Linked DNA regions of Homo sapiens: region 2 is linked to region 1. A link is an interaction called in ENCODE POLR2A ChIA-PET data of the cell type or tissue named here. Cell type or tissue: B cell. All regions are shown on one strand. Links, peaks and the distances in the headings refer to the core of each region. The heading gives the core; the rest is flanking DNA.

What was found. Peaks named below come from ENCODE experiments on the same cell type or tissue, not always from the same donor. Only the 100,000 strongest peaks of a DNase experiment are listed, where the experiment ranks them.
Region 2: POLR2A ChIA-PET joins it to region 1 with 13 read pairs; 3 of 35 experiments call an interaction of 5 or more read pairs at or near these places.

Annotation. Positions count from the first base shown.
Region 1 is chr10:32,427,593-32,438,137 of GRCh38, reverse strand. It overlaps LOC101929431 (a long non-coding RNA gene), which reads left to right. Exons shown (of 3, transcript NR_120660.1): 3 at 2,050-3,784. Among named protein-coding and RNA genes, the nearest start is that of CCDC7, 13 kb to the left of the region's middle. In B cell, for the core only: no CTCF peak of the experiment used is centred there; no DNase peak of the experiment used is centred there.
Region 2 is chr10:32,319,952-32,330,496 of GRCh38, reverse strand. All of the region lies in intron 1 of EPC1 (enhancer of polycomb 1), which reads left to right. Among named protein-coding and RNA genes, the nearest start is that of EPC1, 22 kb to the left of the region's middle. In B cell, for the core only: no CTCF peak of the experiment used is centred there; no DNase peak of the experiment used is centred there; H3K27ac peaks cover 5,373 bases.

The DNA.
Region 1 (10,545 bases), core at 935-8,934:
ATCCTGGAAGAGCCAGTGAAATACACGGATCTGGAAACCAAAGGATGAAAGCAGGAAATATTTAGCTAGCATCACTCCCAATAACCACTAAGGAGATTTGTACATCTCTTCCTGCAATCCTGGACCTCAAAAACTTAGACATTTTGGTTCCCAAAAGAGGCATAACAAGCCTCCTACTGAACTACAAGCTACAGCTGCCACATGGGCACTCTGAACTTTTCGTTTCCAGGAACCACAAGGCTGTGAGAAGGAGTCACAGTCTTGGTAGTCTAGATGACACTGACGAGCAGGATGAGGTAGAGATAATGTTAGACAATGGTGGTGGAGAGGAATATGTGTGAAATTCAGGTGATCCACTTGAGTGCCTCTTGGTACTTCCTTGCCCAATGTGACTGTGAATAAGCAAGTACAGCAAACCTGGCCTGAAGTCGACAAAAGCTATAGAGGAGCTGCACTCCAAATGTGTAAGGACAAATACATGTAAAGCAAAGAGGGGACTGTAGCAGACACGAAAACATGCCACTTACAACTCTCTTCAAGAAGGAACCTGCAGCAAAGAATGTAGACTAGTGAAAACCAGCTATGGATGTCTTCAGGATTTGTCTTATTAATAACTTTTGAGCTGAGGCCACTTGCCTCCTGGGCATCCTCCAGCTGATGACTGAGCATGCAATGATGTAAAGATTTGCTGTTTCTGGCCAGTGTGAGACTCCTCTGTGAACAATATTTGTTTTTGAGATCACTGGGCTTTCTAATACATTCCCAGAGCTACCCCCACAGTTTGATGCTCTTTTATATAGTCCTCTTTCTTTTCCCCACTCTTTTCACAGGTATCAGACTGGTATCACAGCCTGAAAGCTTTCTCTGCCACTCCTACTCTCTTTCCTTTAACTTTCACAATTATAAATCTCCTTCACTTATAACTCCATTTGGCATATGCATCCTGGAGGACCCAAATCAACACAGACCTAGCCATAAAAACAAAAAAACATAAAGCTATGAAAGCAAAAAGTGTAAAGAAAACATAGGTGAATATATTAATGACCTCGGCATAGGCAACTTTTTTTTGACAAGACAAAAATTACTAACCATCTGAAAATTGATAAACTGGACAGCTTTCAAATTTTTAAAAATGTGCATCAACAGATGAATAAGTAAACTATGGTATATTATTACAATGGAATACTGTGCAATAAAAAAAGGAATGAATTTTTGATATGCAGAACAATTTGGATGAAACTCAAAGGCATTACACTGAGTGAAAGGACCCAGTCTCAAAAGGTTACATACTATATGATTGCATTGACATGACGTTCTCAAAAATACAAAACTGTGGTAATGAAGAACTAATCAGTATCTTCCAGGGATTGGAGGTGGGAGAGAGTGTGACTATAAAAGGATAGAACGAGGAAGTTTGGGGGGGTTATGGCACTGTTCTGTATCCAGATTCATGTTGGTTATATTTCATGCATGTGTTAAAATTCATATAACTGTACAGCAAAAAGTCCATTTTACTGCACGTTAATTTTTTAATTAAAAATACAAAAAATCTCCACATGATCATACTCTGCTTAAAATTATTCAGTGGGTGAATGCTTGGGACTCATTTGCTCAGGTGTATAGTAGGTATATATTTGACTTTTTGTAAAAAGCTGCCAGGCCATTTTCTAGGGTGTTTGTTTTATACAGGCATAGCTCATTTATTGCACTTGCTTTATTGCACTTTGAAGATACTGCACTTTTTTACAAGTGGAGGGTTTGTGGCAAGCTTGCATCAAGCAAGTTAATCAGCACCATTTTCCCAACAGCATGTGCACACTTCATGTCTCTGTGTCACATTTTGGCAACTCTTACAATATTTCAGTCTTGTTCATTATTATTATATCTGTTATGGTGACCTGTGATCATTGGTCTTTGATGTTACTATTGTAATTGTTTTGGGGCACTGCAAACCACACCCATGTAAGACAGTGAAGTTAATTGATCGATGTTCTGTGTTCTGACTGCTTCACTAACTGGCCATTACTCCATTTCTCTTCTATCCTTCAGGTCTTCCTATTCCCTGAGACACAACAATATTGAAATAGGGCCAATTAATAACCCTACAATGGTCTGTAATTGTGCAAGTGGAAGAAAGAATCGTGTGCCTCTCGCTTTAAATCAAAAGCTAGAAATGATTAAGCTGACTGAGGAAGGCATGTTTGAAGCTGAAACAGACTGAAAGCAAGTCCTCTTGCACCAAAAGGCCAAGTTGTTAAAGCAAAGGAAAAATTATTGAAGTAAATTAAGTGCTACTCTAGTAAACACAATTGATAAGAAAGCAAAACAGCCTTATTGCTGGTACAGAGAAAGTTTGAGTCGTTTGGGTAGAAGATCAAACCAGCCACAACATTCCCTTAAGCAAAAGCCTAATCCAGAGGGCCCTAACTCTCTTCAATTCTATGAAGACTAAGAGAGGTGAGAAAGCTGCAGAAGAAAAGTTGGAAGCTAGTAGAGTTTGGTTCATGAGGTTTAAGGAAAAAAGCCATCGCTATAACGTAACAGGTCAAGAAGGAAGTGTTGATGTAGAAGCTACAGCAAGTTATCTGAAAGATCTAGGTAAGAACTGATGAAGGCAATTACATAAAACAGAGGCTTTTCTTTTCTTTTTCTTTTTTACTTTCTTTTTTTCTTTTGAGACAGGGTCTTGCTCTGTCACCCAGGTTGGAGTACAGTGGTGTGATTATAGTACAATTGCAGCCTTGAACTCCCAGACTCAAGTGACCCCACTGCCTCATCCTCACAAGTAGGTGGGACTACAGGTACATGCCACCATGACTGGTGAATTTTTCTTTTTTTTATTTTTAATAGAGACAAGATCTCACTATGTTGCCCAGGCTGGTCTCAAACTCCTAGGCTCATGCAATCCTCCAGCCTCAGCCTCCCAAAGTGCAACAAATACAGGTGTGAGCCACCATGGTCAGCCAACAATAGCTTTCCAGTATAAACTAAACAGTCTTCTATTGAAAGAAAATGCCATCTGGGACTTTCATAGCTAGAGAGTAGAAGTCAATGCCTGGCTTCAAAGACTCAAAGCACAGACTGACTTTTCCGTTAGGGGCTCATGCAGCTGGTACTTTAAGTTGAAGCCATTGCTCACGTACCATTCTGAAAATGTTACGACACTTAAGAATTATTCTAAATGTATTCTGCCTATGCTCCAAAAATAGAACAACAAATTCTAGATGACAGCATTTCTGTTTGTAATATACCTCACTGAATATTTTAAGCCCACTGTTGAGACCTACTGCTCAGAAAAAAAAAGATTTCTTTCAAAATATTACTGCTATTGACAATGTACCTGGTCACCCAAGAGCTCTGGTGAGATATACAAGGAGATTAATATTTTTATGCCTGCTAACGCAGCATCCATTCTTCAGCCCATGGAACAAATAGTCATTTTGACTTTTAAGTCCTATTATTTAAGAAACACATTTTGGGCCAGGCGCAGTGGCTCACGCCTATAATCCCACCACTTTTGGAGGCCAAGGCAGGCAGATCACCTGAGGTCGGGAGTTCAAGACCAGCCTGACCAACATGGAGAAACCCTGTCTCTACTAAAAATACAAAATTAGCCAGGCATGGTGGCACATGCCTGTAATCCCAGCTACTTGGGAGGCTGAGGCAGGAGAATTGCTTGAACCTGGGAGGTGAGGTTGCAGTGAGCCAAGATCACACCATTGCACTCCAGCCTGGGCAGCAAGAGTGAAACTGTGAAACTCCATCTCAAAAAAAAAAAAAAAAACACATTTTGTAAGACTATCGCCTATCGCTGCCATAGATGGTGATTCTTCTCATGGATCAGGGAGAGCTATATTGAGCTATATTGAAAACCTTCTGGAAAGGATTCACCATTCTAGATGCCAGTAAGAATATTTGTGATTCATAGGTGGAGGCAAAATACCAACCCTGACAGGAGTTTGGAAATTGTTGATTCCAACCCTCATAGATGACTTGCAAGGGTTCAAAACTTCAGTGGAGGAGTAACTGTAGATGTGGTGGAAATAGCAAAAGAACCAGAATTAGAAATGGAGCCTGTAGATGACAATGAATTGCTGCAATGATCAAATTGGAACAAATGAGGAGTTACTTCTTATGGATAAGCAAAGAAAGTGGTTTCTTAACATGAAATCTACTCCTGGTGGAGATCCTATGCACATTGTTGAAATCAAAACCAAGGATTTAGAATATCACACAAATTTAGCTGATAAAGCAGCAGCAGAGTTTGAGAGGATTGACTCCAAACTTAAAAGAAGTTCTAGTGTGTGTAAAATGCTATCAAACAGCATCATGTGCTGCAGAAAAATCTTTCATGAAAGAAAGAGTCAATTGATGTGGCAAACTTCATTGTTATGGTGTTATCATAAGAAATTTCCACAGCCACCCCAACCTTCAGCTGCCACCACACTGATCAGTCAGTTGTCATTAATATTGAGAAAAGATCCTCCACGAGCAAAAAGATTACAACTCACTGAAGGTCAAAATGATCATTTGCATTTGTAGCAATAAAGTATTTTCTTTTCTTTTTTTTTTTTTTTTTGAGATGGGGTCTTGCTGTGTCACCCAGGCTGGAGTGCAGTGGGGCAATCTCTGCTCACTGCAACCTCTGAGAGCCTCCTGGGTTCAGGCAAGTCTCCTGCCTCAGCCTCCTGAGTAGCTGGGATTACAGGTGCTCACCACCACACCCAGCTAATTTTTGTATTTTTAGTAGAGACAGGGTTTCACCATGTTGACCAGGCTGGTCTTGAACTCCTAGCCTCAAGTGATCCACCCACCTCAGCCTCCCAAAGTTCTGGAATTACAGGCATGAGCCACCACACCTGGCCAAGTATTTTCAGTTAAGGTATGTAAAATGGTTTTTTAGACATAATGTGATTGCACACTTAATGACTAAAATATAGTTCAAACATAACTTTTATATGCAATGGAAAATCAAAAAATCATTGCAATGTTCACTTCTTTGCAGTGGTCTGGAACTAAACCTATAACATCTCTGAGGTATATCTGTATTTTAGTAGGGATGGTGGTTACATGGGTATATACAAGAAAAGAAAACGACAGGCCAATATCACTGATGAACATAGATGCAAAAATCCTCAACAAAATACTAGCTAACCATATTCAGCAGGACATTCAAAGTATCATTCACAATAATTCAGTGGGATTGATCTCTGGGATGCAAGATTGGTTCAACAAACACAAATCAATCAACATGATTCACTATATTAGCAGAATAAAGGGCAAAAACTATATGATCAGGCCGGGCATGGTGGCTCACACCTGTAATGTAAGCACAGCACTTTGGGAGGCCAAGGCAGGAGGATCGTTTGAACTCAGGAGTTCGAGACCAGCCTGGGCAACATGGCGAAACTCCATCTCTACAAAAAAATACAAAAATTAGCCAGGTGTGGTGGCACATGCCTGTAGCCCCAGCCACTCAGGAGGCTGAGACAGGAGGATCAATTGAGCCCAGGAGGTAGAGGTTGCAGTGAGCAGAGATTGTGCCATTGCATTCCAGCCTGGGCAGCAGAGTGAGACCTTGTCAAAAAAAAAAAAAAAAAAAAAAAAAAAAAAAAAAAAAAACATGATCAATTACATAGTTGCAGAAAAAAAAATTTGAAAAAAATTCAACATCTTTTTATAATAAAAGCTGTTAATCAATTTCATATAGAAAGAATGTTTCTCAACACCATAAAGGCCATATATGACAAACCTATAGCTAACATACTCAATATGAAAAAATGGAAAGCTTTTTCTCTAAGAGCAGGAACAAAATAAGGATGCCTGCTCTCATCCCTTCTGTTCAACATAGTACTGAAAGTCCTAGCCAGAGCAGTTAGGCGAGAGAAAGAAATAAAAAGTATCCAAATAGGAAAGGAAAAAGTAAAATTATCTGTTTGCTGATGACTTGATCTTATATGCAAAAAACCTTAAACATTCCACCAAAAAGCTGTTAGAACTAGTAAACAAATTCAGTAAAGCTGCAGGACACAAAATCAACTTTCAAAAATCAGTAGTGCTTCTATACACTAACAATGAGCTATCTGAAAAAGAAATTAATTAAACAATCCCATTTACAGTAGCATTAAAAAATAAGATAATCAGGAGTAAATTGAAACAAGGAAGTGAATGATATGTATACTGAAAATTATAAAACATTGATGAATAAAATTGAAAACGACATAAATAAATGGAAATATATCCTGTGTTAATGGATTGGAAGAATAAACATTGATAAAAGTCATAATACCCAAAGCAATCTACAGAGTCAATGCAATTCCTATCAAAAGTCCAATGTCACTCTTCACAGAAATGGAAAAATTAATCCTAAAATGTGTATGGAAACACAAATGATCCTGAATGGCTAAAACAATCTGGATCAAAAAGATCAATGACAAAGACATCACACTACCAAATTTCAAAATATATTACAAAGCTCTAGTAACAAAACAGTATGATGCTGGCATAAAAACAGAAATATCGATCAATGGTATAGGATTGAGCCCAGAGATAAACCCACACATCTATGGTCAATTGATTTTTAACAAAGATACCAAGAATCCACAATGGTAAGAGGACAGTTTCTTTAATAAACGGTGTTGGGAAACCTAAATAGGCACATATGGAAGAAGAATAAAGATGGACTCTTATTTCACCTCTTACACAATAATCAACTCAAAATAGATTAAAGACCTAAATGTGAGAACTGAAACTATAAAACTACTAGAAGAAAACATAGGGAGAAAGCTTTATGACATTGATCTAGGCAGTGATTTCTTGAGTATGACCCCAAAAGTACAGGCAATAAAAGCAAAAATAAACAAATGGGATTGCATCGAAATAAAAAGCTTCTGCACAGCAAAGGAAAAAATAAAGTAAGAAAACAGCTCACAGATCAGGAAAGAACATTTGAAAATTGCACATTGTTAAGGGGCTAATACCCAAAATATATAAGGGACTCAAACTACTCAATAAACAAGAAAATGAATAATCCTATTTAAAAATGGGAAAAGGACTTAAATAGACATTTATCAAAAGAAGACATACAAATGGCCAAAAGATTTATGAAAAATGCTAACATCTCTAATAATCAGAAAAATACAAATTGAAATCACAATGAGATATCACTTCATACCCACTAGATTGGCTGTTATCAAAATGATAAAACATAACAAGTATTGGCAATGATGAGAAAGGGGAACCTTTGTACACTATTGGTGAGTACATATCTTTTTTAAGACTGTAATATCCTCTTGATAAATTGACACCTTTAACTTTGTATAGCTATCTTGGAAAATAGTAAGGAGGTTCTTCAAAAAGCTAAAAATAGAATTACCATATGATCCATCAGTCTCACTTCTGGATATTTACCCAAAGGAACTGAAATTAATATGTCAAAGAGATGTCTACACTCCCATGTTCACTGCAGCATTATTCACAATCGCCAAGATATGGAAACAACTTAAGTGACTATCAACAAATAAATGGATTTTTATGTAATTATATAAAACCTATATACAGCAGGATGCTATTCAGCTTTAAAAAAGAAAAAACAGGAAATTCTGTCATTTTCAAAAATATAGATAAATCTGAGGACATACGTTAAATGAAATAAGCCAGGCACAGAGAAACTAATACTGTATGATTTCATCTATACGTGGACTCTAAAAAAGTCAACCTCATAGAAGTAGATGGTAGAATGGTGATTACCAGAGTCGGGGTGGGGGTGAATGGGAAAAGGGAAGATATTGGGCAATGGGTACTAAGTTTCAGCTGGAGAGGAGAAATTAGTTCTGGTGTTCTATTGTAAAGCATGGTGATTAAAGTTAATAATTTGTGTATACTTCAAGTTAGATAATAGAGAGGATTTTAAATATTCTTACCACAAAGAAATGATAAATATTTGAGGTGATGGATATGTTAGTTAGCCTTATTTGATTATTCCACAGTGTATGTAGTATCAAAACATCACATTGCAGCTCATAAGTATATATAATTTTTATTTTTGTCAAATAAAACTAAAAACTGTTTTAAAAAACATGAAATTTGGAAAAGGCATTAACAAATAAATCAGAAAATGGAATATAAAGCCCAAAACAGACCCATGTATATATAAGACTTTTTAGTTATAAAAATATAGCATTTGGAATCACTGATGAAAGAATGTACAATTCAATAAATGGCTAGGGAATGTGCAACTACCATTTGGGGAATAAATTAAGTTGTATTTCTACCACATAGCACATAAAAAGTTCTAAATGGATTAAAACATAAAATGCTAATTAACCATAAATTATTAGAAGAAAAATTAATATAATATTTTTATAACATTACTTGGGATAAAGATGCCTTCTAAAAACACTGTGAGCTCAAAAACCATCAAGAAAAATGTGAAAAGATCAAATTACATGACACTTTAAAAATTCTATTTGTTGCATGATATCCTTTAAAACATTAAAAGACAAGTAGAAGACATATTTGCAACATATGTAACTGGCAAAGAATATATAAAGAGCTTCTAAAAAGACAACTCAGTAAAAAAAATGAGCAATCAACAATTCACAGAAGAAATTCAAATACAGAATAAACATAAGATGTTCAAGTTCTCTAAAAATTGTAAAAATGCAAACTAAAACAAGAGTGATATATCACTTTATACCTATCAAACTGGCAAATTTTTATTTTATTTTATTTATTTTGCAAGAGCTTCTTAAGGAACCATTAGCGAAAATGTAAAGTCTTGATAATATCCAGTGTTAGCAAGAATTTCGGGAAAGGAAGACTTATGCATACTTCATGAGAGAACCAATTAGTAAAGCCCTTTTGGAAAGCAATTTAACAGTATCTTTTTTTTTTTTTTTTTTTAGACAGTGTCTCACTCTGTAGACCAGGCTGGAGTGCAGTGGCGTGATCTTGACTCACTGCAACCTCTGCCTCCTGGGTTCAAACGATTCTCATGCCTCAGCCTACCAAGTAGCTGGAATTACAGTCATGTGCCACCATGCCCAGCTAATTTTTGTATTTTTAGTAGAGACGGGGTTTCACCATGTTGGCCAGGCTGGTCTCAAACTCCTGACCTCAGGTGATCCACCTGCCTGGGCCTCCCAAAGTGCTGGGATTACAGGTGTGAGTCACCACACTTGGTCGTAATTGTATTTTTAAGGATTATTTTTTTCTCTGTAGTTTTGTTATATAGGCAATATAGGAATAAATTATTTTTATAAAATATTCAAATATATGGAAATACATAGGGTAATACTACAAGTTTATCTTTACCTCACACATTATAAATACACACATATATTAATGTGTATAACTTGAGTCCTTTTTCTCTGCATTAACATATATCAAATGTAGATTTAAAAACAAGTAAATTTGTGTTTTTAGTAGAGACAGGATTTTGCCTTTCGCCATATTGGCCAAGCTGATCTCAAACTCCTGACCTCAAGTTATCCTCCCACCTCAGCCTCCCAGAGTATTGGGGTTACAGGTGTGAGCCACAGGGCCCAGCCAATAGTATCTTTTAAAGTTAAAATTTTATATATTCTTTTATGTGATAATTTTGTATCAATCCAACCTATAGATTTAAAATATGGGCACAAAGATATTTGAACAAAGATGTTTATTGTAACATCATTTGTAATAATGAAAAATTTTAAATAGTCCAAATATTTGTAAATACAGAGACTAGTTTAATAACTTGTGGCATATCAAAAATACTAGGTAATGATACGCAACTATTAAGAATAAGATAGAACTTTGTGTATCACCATGGGACAGTCACTAAGACATATTCATTGAGTTTCATACACGTGAAGTACTATTTTACTTGTTTTTAAATCTACATTTGATATATGTTAATGCAGAGAAAAAGGACTCAAGTTATACACATTAATATATGTGTGTATTTATAATGTGTGAGGTAAAGATAAACTTGTATTACCCTATGTATTTCCATATATTTGAATATTTTATAAAAATAATTTATTCCTATATTGCCTATATAACAAAACTACAGAGAAAAAAAATAATCCTTAAAAATACAATTACGACCGAGTGTGGTGACTCACACCTGTAATCCCAGCACTTTGGGAGGCCCAGGCAGGTGGATCACCTGAGGTCAGGAGTTTGAGACCAGCCTGGCCAACATGGTGAAACCCCGTCTCTACTAAAAATACAAAAATTAGCTGGGCGTGGTGGTGCATGCCTGTAATCTCAGCTACTCGGGAGGCTACGGCAGGAGAATCGCTTGAACCTGGGAGGCGGAGGTTGCAGTGAGCCGAGATCGAGCCACTGCACTCCAGCCTGGGCAACAGAGTGAGACTGTCTCAAAAAAAAAAAAAAAAAATTACATATACTAAATACAATTTACAAAAAAAAAAATGACTCTATGAATCATTAAACAGTTGGTAATGTTGCCAACCTTTCTTAAATTTTACAAAATGCCCATTTTTACAGTTTATTCAACAAATATTGATTTAGGGTCACTAAGCAATGGGAATTGTG
Region 2 (10,545 bases), core at 920-8,919, 110 kb after region 1:
AACGATTGCTGGGGCTGTTGGAAAGGCATACTTGTGATGTAAATGCTGTTTTCTGTAAGCTAGCTGTAACAAATGGGTGTGGGCTGCCCTTCCACTCAGCTTAATGTATTCAGACTGACCGTGAATCCAGTGGAGAAATTGGAGAACTAGGATGAAGGTGTAGACAGGCTAGCAAAAGTTTAAAATAAGTTCCAAATATTTCAGATGTTATTGTCTCTATTGCTACTTCCATAATTCAAGGTATTGCCATCTCTTGCCTAAATTTAAGTAGCTTCCTCACTGGTCCTCCCAAGACTATAATTGCTGCCTCCCCAGTATTCTTAATACAACCAGTGGCCCTTTGAAAAAGGAAATCTCATTGTGTCACTCTTGCTAAAAACCTATGAAGAGTTCCCATTGTTTTCAAAGTGGCATTATATACTAGGCTTTATGTAATCTGGCTCCTATGTCCTTTTAGTACCTCCAAAGCCTTCAAATTCACTTCAGCCACAGAATCATTTCTCATTTATTCTCATGCACTGAAACACCATTCCCCTGTGGGTTGGTTTAGTAATCTCCCACAGATCCTTCAGATCTCAGCTCAAGGTCACTTCCTTAGGTATCCACTCATTATGACAGGACTGTCACAGGCTCTCATAATATCATCTTTCATGGCAATTACTGCTGTAAATTTCCATTTTATTTATGTAGTTATTTGGTTATAGTCTCACCACATGACTCTTAAGCTCCAAGTACCTCTAGCATTGGAGCTTAATGCCTCTGTAATTTTTTTAATAAATGACTGGATTGGCTTATTGTTAATTTATTCATGTGTTTCTAGTTTAGTCTATCCCAGAGCTATGTTTAGAGATTAGAAGGGACATAACTCCTATTGTAATTTAGAGTTATATGAAGATAATGATGGTTCCAGCAGAGTCTACCCTGTGGTTACTATGTGATTAGACAAGTAGCTTAACTGCTAGCCCTCATTTTTATCATTAATAGAGAAAACTTGAAATAGATTATCTGTGTGCTTGCCTCTTACTTGAATGTTCAATTGAGTTTAAGGGTTTCCCTCCATTTATTAGGATAGGTATGGTTGGGCTATAAACATAACAATCCCAAAATCTTAGTGGCTTTGCAACAAAGTTCTGTTTTTAGCATTGCACTATCCATTGGGTTGATTTGGGGGTTCTGTACTATGTGGCCTCACTCCAGGATGCAGACAGGCAGAGCAGCCTTTATCCTGAACATTGTGTACACTGCAGTGGAGGAAAGAGAGCGCTGGAAATGTCTGTCTTTGCATCAGCTGTTAAGATGCTCTGGCCAGAAGTTACATGCCACTTTTGCTCACAGCTCATTGGCCAGAACAAGAAACATAGCTGCATCTAATCATAAAGGAGCCAGGAGGTACAATCTTGTCATATGACCAAAAGGCAGAAACAACCACATTAACAAGTAGGCCAAGGTTTGGCTTACCCTTCTTCTCACAGAGAAAATACACTCCTCTCCCCCGGCGAAGCCAGCTCAGAAGTCCCAAGTAATGATTGCATCAAACTTAAGAGTTTCCAGGTGATACGCATAATTCTGTATATCAGACCTGTATGTGTTTCCTTGACCTGGAGAACTGTGAACAAAAATGTTACCTGCAACCACCTTCCTGCCACACCCAATATACGTTGAAATAACAGGGACAGGATAACCCCAATAAGCACTTCCATGTGTATAACAGAACATTAGAGGAGCACTGCAGTCCCCATCCCACCGCCATTCAGAAATCCCCCCACAGCCCCGTGTGACAAGGGCTGGCTTACCCTAGATATGGAGAGTGTGCTGGTTTCAGCACTAGGTCTGCTCCCTGGTGGGGAACTCCCCAGGCCATTGTTTTTTGTGGCTGTTGGCACTGATATCTAGGAGATTGATTCCTCCTTTTCCATCATCTTCCTTAGCCTCATCTGAAGTAGTCATTGGAAAATATGCCCTCATTGGGAGCTAAAACCCTTGACAACCTGCTTCCTATAGAAAGTTGGAGACTTAAGCATACTTTTAAATCAGGTTTTTAATTCAGGCTCTGGGTTGTTTGTTGGTAGCACAACTGTGCAAGCTTGTAATGTGTCTAAAAACACGTTTCCATTCAGCTCATATGCCAGTGTTCTTTACCAGATGTATGTCTTATAAACGCTGCTACCGGTAACCTGTTGGGCTCTGTGTGTGTGTATTTATGTGTCTTTTTCTTTTCCTCAGAGCATTTTATTCAACTGAGAGCATTAATTGGGTGTCACAATTTTAATTGGATCTCTGCTCTGAGACTCTTCTCTTTAACCCGTTCAGATGTTTTAACAGTGAATATGATGCTCATACTCTTGATTTGATTTGATACTCTTCCTTTGTTGCTCAAAGCCTTTGGTGGTTTTTAAACTTATGGCTTGGGGTTGAGAAATCTTTTCTTCCAACTGTGCAAGCCTCCCCATTTTGGGGCCCTCTTCCTTTTATTCCTGCTTACAAACTCTGGTCAATTTTAAAATTTGTTTCTTTCTTGCAATACCAAACACAGTCAAAACAACCAACATACCATTTTAATGTTAGGGTTTTTAAAATTGGCACGTAGTGATCATACATACATTTATGTTCTGCATAGTGACGTTTCAGTCAACAGATCACAGACATGACTCTGGTGTCCCCCAAAGTTATAATACCATATTCTTACTGTACCTTTTCCATGTTTAGATATGCTTAGATCCACAAATACTTTTTTGTGTTACAACTCCCTACAGTAATCAGTACAGTAACATACGATACAGGTTAGTAGTCTGTAAGCTATACCATATAGCCTAGGTATGTAGTAAGCTACACCATCTAAGTTTTAAGTAAAATCTATAGTGTTTGCATGATACAGTCACCTAATGATGCATTTCTCAGAACACATTCCCATTATTAAGCAACACTTGGCTATATTTATGGAGTAATGTTCTATACATGTGTACACTGTGTAATGACCAGATCATGGCAATTAACATAGCCATGACCTTAAGCATTTATCATTTCTTTGTTGTGAGAACACTCACAATCCTTTCTTCTGGCTATTTTGAAACATATAATGTGCTGTCGTTAGCAATAGTCACTCTACTGTCCAATAGAGTACCAGAACTTACTCCTATCTGACTGTAAATTGTACCCCTTGACCAACTTCTTCCTGTTTCCCGTCCCTCCTGATATCCCCAGTCTCTGGAAAACACTGTTCTTCCCTCAACTTCTATGAGTTGTTGTTTTGTTTTGTTGAGATTTCACATATGAATGAGATCATGTGATATTTATCTTTCTATGTCTGGTTTATCTCACTTTAACATAGTATCTCCTAGGCTCATCTGTGTTGTAGCAAATGACAGAATTTCATCCTTTTTTGTAGCTGAATATTATTCCATTGTGAGTGTGTGTGTGTGTGTGTGTGTGTGTGTCACCACATTTTCTTCATTCATCTATTGATGGTAATTTACATTGATTTTTTTTTTTTTTTTTTTTTGAGGACCCTCTCCATGCTGTTTTCTGTAATGGCTGTACTGATTTACGTTCCCACTGACAGTGTGTGAGAGTTCTTTTTTTCTCTGCATCCTCACCAGCATTTGTTACTTTTTGTCTTTCTAATAGACGTTCTCACTTGAGTGAGGTGAAATTTTATTGTGGTGTCGATTTGCATTTTCCTGATGGTTAGTCATGATGAGCATTTTTTCCTATACCTGTTAGGAAATGTCCAGTTTTTTTAACCTCTTCCTCTAGAGCTGTAGGTTTATTAAATACATTATCTGCTTTTCAAGTTATTATAACTGACTTTTACCAAATATTTTGTACTGCTTGTTAAGGATTGCCATCCTTCTAGCCTCTGAGAAGTTTCCTTGCTGCCTGGCCTTCAAGCCAGTGGCATATATTTTAGTTTTTTTTGTTATAATAGTACCCTATCTCCAGGTACCAATTTATATTTGTTAGGATGGACTAGGATATGCTGTGATAACCAAGAACCTCAAAATCTTAGTGGCATAAAATACGCAAAGTTTTTTTTCTTATTCTTGTCACATTTTGGATCATTGTCCTGGATCAGCAGGGGAACCAGGGTGATACAGCAGTAAACATCTCAAGCCTGGCGACAGGTGGAAGAGTGCATTGAAAGATTTCACATCTTTCACTGACAGTTAAATGCCATGGTTCAGAAGTCATATAGGTCACTTTGACTTACAATTGGCCAGAATTAGGCACCTAACCCCTCCCAGCCACACGACAGCCAGAAAGTACAATCATACCAGAAATTTTGATGAACAACTCTAAAGACTTAACCCTTTCAGTATTCGTTTTTGTGTATTGGAAGAGGAAGGATAAGGAAGTAGGGATATTGTAGGTTCTGTCCTACAACTCCTTGCAGTGTGTTAACTGTACTTTTGTTTTTTGGAGATCTTTGAGAAGACAGATAAGAGGTATAAATTCATCAAGCCATGTTTCATCTGTCCTGAGTTTAAGGTCTTTATCCTTCTTCCTACTATTAAAAAGTAAGTTTTGCATTCTAACCATGATTTGGTCAGACTTTAACATAAAGACCTCATTTACTTACTGGAAGGCATACTGTAGTTGATATTGTCAGACTGAAATAAATTCCTAATTAAGTACAAGTGTTGTAACACCAGTCCTCTGCTACCATTTATCACTGGAAAAAGTTAATTTGCCTTTATAGAGTTAAAAAAAAAACACCAAAAAACCGGCAGTGTCTGCCACAGTTTGCTTCTTTGAAATGAGATTGTGATTACTCTTTTTTTGCCTACATTTGGAAGAATCAGCCTTTCATTCTAACCAAATTTAATGCATGATACAAACTTTTAGTATGGTTTACTTAATATTTTTGTAGGGAACATCTTAAATATTATCTGGAAACTTTACTTGATGTATTTTATCTCCTTCCACTCTGAAATAAGGGAATTTGTGTGATGTTTATATTAGCCTCAGAACCTTTACAAGAAAAGATAAAATTTTCCTTCTTTTATGTCACGTTTTGCAACCATTAGCCCCTTCCTGTGGAAATTAAAGTTGTTAGGAATTTTCTCTTGTTTCCATAGGAAAGAAGAAACCAGATTTATTTAACATAGCATTAAGCTTTAAAAATGATCCAGTGAGTTATCTCATATCCATTGTGGGGTGAGGTATGTGTTGTAAATAATCTTTGAAATGAATTATTGCTATTAATTAGAAAAGCTGTAAAAACAAGGCTTCCCTGTGATGGTAATACACACTTTTCTTTTTTAATTTTGTTTTGTGTTTTACAGTGTGTAGAGAGATCTCATTCTCTTGTACAAGTTGAAGTTTCTGACTATACTCAATATAGTATAGTGCTTGAATTTATCATAAAACGTCCTTAAGTTCTACAGTGAGAATTGATTATGTTCATAGGTTGACACTTGTTTTGTTAACAGTGACAGTCTGCAGCTAAAAATTAATTCAAGGTTTTATTTATTTATTTTTATTTATTTATTTTTCTTTTGAGACAGAGTCTCACTCTGTCGCCCTGGCTGGAGAGCAGTGGCAGGATCTCTGCTCACTGCAACGTCAGTTACCTGGGTTCTGCAGGTTTGCCATTTTCCTGCCTCAGCCTCGCAAGTGGCTGGGACTACAGGCTCCAGCCACCACGCCCAGCTAATTTTTTGTATTTTTCGTGGAGACGGGGTTTCACCGTGTTAGCCAGGATGGTCTCAATCTCCTGACCTCGTGATCCGCCGACCTCGGCCTCCCAAAGTGCTGGGATTACAGTCTTGAGCCACCGCGCCCGGCTAAAATGTGTTCTTGTTTGTTTGTTTGTTTGTTTGTTTTTTAAGATTAGTAGGAGAAAGAATATCTTTTAAGAAAACACAAGGTAAATTTGGAACTAAAGTTTTAAAAATTTATCTACTTATTTATTAAGTAAATAAGAGTAAGATTTATTAGAGTAACTTTTTTTTTTTTTGTCTTTTTTGAGACAGAGTGTCTCACTCTGTAGCCCAGGCTGGATTGCAGTGGCACAATCTCGGCTCACTGCAGCCTGGCATCTCGAGTTCAAGCGATTCTTCTGCCTCAGCCTCCTGAGTAGCTGGGATTATAGGCACCCGCCACCACGCAGAGACGGGTTTCACTACGTTGGCCAGGCTGGTCTGGAACTCCTGACCTCAGGCGATCCACCCGCCTTGGCCTCCCAAAGTGCTGGGATTACAGGCGTGAACCACATGCCCAGCCTAGAGTAACTATTAAGCTTATTTATTAAAGAATAACTAGGCCGGGCGCAGTGGCTCACGCCTGTAATCCCAGCACTTTGGGAGGCTGAGGTGGGCGGATCACGAGGTTAGGAGGTCCAGACCATCCTGGCTAACATGGTGAAACCCTGTTTTTACTAAAAAATACAAAAAAATTAGCCAGGCGTGGTGGCGGGCGCCTGTAGTCCCAGCCACTTGGGAGGCTGAAGCAGGAGAATGACGTGAACCTAGGAGGCGGAGCTTGCAGTGAGCCGAGATCGCGCCACTGCTCTCCAGCCTGGGCGACAGAGCGAGACTCTGTCTCAAAAAAATAAAAATAAAATAAACTATTTCTAATAACAATTTAGGCCATTAATTATTATAATTTGCCTATTAGAATAATAAATGCACCAGGACTTTATGGACGTATGTTTATTTAATCCTCATGGCAACATTTGAAGTTAGGTGGCATTTTCTGTGCTTTATCAGTAAAGAAACAGGTTGATTTCATTAGTCAGAGAGCTAATATGTGTATGCTAGGGACCATGCTAAGAGGTTTATGTCCATTTGTTGTTTCAGTTTTTTCTTATAATGGCAATTACGTGATTTTACTAATAAGGAAATTTGGTTTAGAAAAGTCAAGTCACAATTAGTAAACAGCAGACTTGGAATTCCAATTCAGATTTCTGATCATTGTGTGCTGTTGAATAGTATCATATCTTTTATATACTTAGATACCTTCCTATTTGATAAGACTCATCTAATGAAATCAGAAACTTTGTTTCCTTACACCATGTTATACAATATAGAAGAAAAGAATTTATGGTATCAAATAATATTAAATTAGAAATTATGAAATACTGCTGTGGTAATTATAAATAAAAGGGGGTAAGCTTGAACAAACATAAAATACACATATTTGAACAAGAAAGTTTTGAGATTGTCAAAGTCCCTTTTATTTTTTAACCAGTCCAGGAAGACACTACTTCTATTACAAATATCAGAAATTACACTGGGGGGGATTTTGTGGTTTTGGCGAAACTTAGGGACTCGGTGAAAAGGAAGAAAAACCTGTAAGATTATTTTTAGTTTTAGTCTGAAGTGAATAAGAAGAAGTACATTGTATATACTTCTCTTTTTAAAAAAATTATGGATACATAATAGTACATATTTACAGGGTACATGTGATATTTTGATACAAGCATACAATGTGTAATGATCAAATCAGGGTAATTTGAGTATACATCACCTCAAGCATTTATCATTTATTTGTGTTAGGAACATTCCAGTTCCACTCATTTAGTTGTTTTGAAATATACAATAAATCATGGTTTTTTTAAAAAAAATGGTCTCTTTATTGTGCTGCCAAACCCTACATCTTATTCCATCTAACTGTGTTTTTGTACCCGTTAATCATCCCTTCTTTATCCCTCCCTCCCCACTACCCTTCCCAGCCTTTGGTAACCATCACTTTATTCTCTGTCTCCATGAGTTCAGTTTTTTGTTTTGGTTTGTTTTTTTAGCTCCCACATATTGATGAGAACTATCATTTCTCATACTAGCCACATTATAGTATTTGAGAGTCATCTTAAACATGCACAAATGTCAGCATTCATAGAAATCCTAAAGGTTTATATTTTAGATAAGTAAAACAATGTATGTAATAAAGTAAGTGTAACAACAGCTAAGTGCTACATTGACTGGCAAGAAACCAACCATAGATAAATCTGTTATTTTTGATAGAAGAACAGTGCATGGTCAAATTTAGTCTACTTGATACTTTGTTTCAACCTATTTAGTTCATCACATAAATCCTCCTCTCTCTGGATGGTAAATAATTTAGTTATCTTCTGACTTCTTTTATGGTAGCTTTTATAGTAATAATAAAGTACTAAGCTGATTCCTTATAAGTAAACTCATTTCTCATTACTTTCTGTAAAAAGATTATATTATTTTGTTTCCATATATGGTATAGTAAATGTGTCAAAGATAGAAGCAAAGTGTTAGAAATCCAGAGGAAGAACTAACAAATTTTAATAGTTTTCTATTTTTGTGTATATTAAGCAAGATAAAACAGACTTTTTACTGCGAACTGCGATACATGTAAGGCTAATGCGTGATTAAGAATGGCATAGGGAAGCATCTGTACCTGGTCTTGGCTTTCTTGTGACTTCATCTTCCTCAGCTCTGTCCTTCATATCTAGGATGCCTGGACATTAGCAGCAGTTAAGTCTTAGGAGCTAAAATCAAGTAGAAGTACTCTAAGGAGAATCCTGTAAGCGAAGCTAAGAAACCTGCTCTTACTTCCTTAGGTGGACTGGTTGTAGCATTCTAATAATCCTTATACCTAGGATGCTGTTGATCATCTCTTCAGCCATTTAAAGTCCTTTTTGCTTCTCTCTTAGTATTCTGAATCTTCCCCTGAGTACCAACCAGAACCCAGCCATAGATGGGGAAGGCAGAAGAAGACAAGAAGGGAGAATTAAGCTACAGTAGAAAGATCATAGGGTTCTGGAGTCAGACCTCAGTCCAAATCCTACTTCCGCCACTTCGGACAAGTGACTTAATCAGTCTTCAGAGTGAACATGAAGTATCTAATAAAGGGTCTGAACATAGTGATACGGTTTTTTTTTTTACTTAATATTACTTCCCTCTTCTCTCAGTCATTTTCACTATGTAAATAGTAGAGCATTCTTTAGTCTCTGCCACTGATCTACCTTACCACAACTAGTCTGCTGAACCTCAAAAATTAAATGGATCTAAGCGGGGTGTGGTGGTTGCACCTGTAGCACCAGCTACTTAGGAGGCAGAGGCAGGAGGATCACTTGTCCAGGATTTTGGGGCTGTAAAGTGCCGTTTGTGCTTGTTAATAGCCACTGCACTCCAGCCTGGGCAATATAGCAAGACCCCATCTCTGAAAAAAAAACAGATCTATATTAAAGATCTGCAAACTTTTCCCGTAAAGAATCAGATAGTAAATATTTTAAGATTCGCTGGCCCTACAGTCTGTGTCATCACTACTCAACTCTCTTGGTGAAGGGCAAAAGCAGCTGTGGAATGATATGCAGACCAATGAGTGTGGCTATGTTCCAATATAATTATTTAGAAAAACAGGTGGTGGGCTAGATTTGGCCCCACACTATAGTTTAACCTCTAATCTTTGTCTTTAACCATTAAAGGTAGTTCCATTTTGAGATTTCATAGTCAAAATACAGCCCCCTTAAAAAAAATAAACTAACTGAAAAAGACCTCATTATGAGTTGGACAGTGAATGGAGTTACAAGATGATGTTTCCCAAAATTGATGACATATATTGTGGAGGAGAATGGTACTATAAATTAAAGATCAGGTCCCACCAAACATTTAAAGAACTCACATGAACAGTGGTCAAAAGCCGGGTGTGGTGGCTCACGCCTGTAATCCCAGTACTTTGGGAGGCTGAGGCAGGTGGTTCACTTGAGTCCAGGAGTTGGAGACCAGCCTGGCCAACACAGTGAAATCCTGTCTCTACTGAAAATTAGCTGGGCGTGGTGGTGCATGCCTGTAATCCAAGCTACTTGGGAGGCTGAGGCAGGTGAATCACTTGAGCCCAGGAAGCAGAGGTTGCAGTGAGCTGAGATCACACCACTGCACTCCAGCAGGGGCAACAGAGCAAGACTGTCTCAAAAAAAAAGAAAAAGGTCAAATGACTAATTAAGAAATGTTGAATTCTGTATTATTAATTTGGAAGATCATAATGGATTTTGGCATACATAAAATCTGTGAGGATTCTTCTGTAAAGACGTTGTTCAGCATAGCTTATCCCTGCCTCTGTGCATATCCCAAAATTATTTAATCACAGAACTCCTCACATAACACTTAATGATATTGCTGGAACTGCTTTTCAGAGAACAGTATTCTGAAACTAGTTTAAATAGAGAAATTAAGAAATTAAGAAAGGGAATTTAAGAAAGAGACTTTCACTGACTTGTAAGGATTATGCAGGTACTTGGTAACAGTTCTGGAAGCAGTACTTGAATCTCTTGTACAGATTGTACTTTTTAAAAAAAAAGTCCTTTTGCTCTTAGCTTTATTTAAAAAAAAAAAACAACCATTATTTGGAAGTAATTTTACTTACAGAAAAGTTGCAAGAAGGGGAGTAGTAAGTACATAGAGCATTCTCTACCCTTTACCCAGACGTGTTAACACTTTGCCCTATTTGCTTTATTCTCTTTCTCATATGTACACACATATGTTTTTCCCAAACCATTTAAGTTGCCTACATCGTGGCACTTTACCCCTAAATAGTTTCATGGATGTCGGCTGGGCACGGTGGCTCACACCTGTA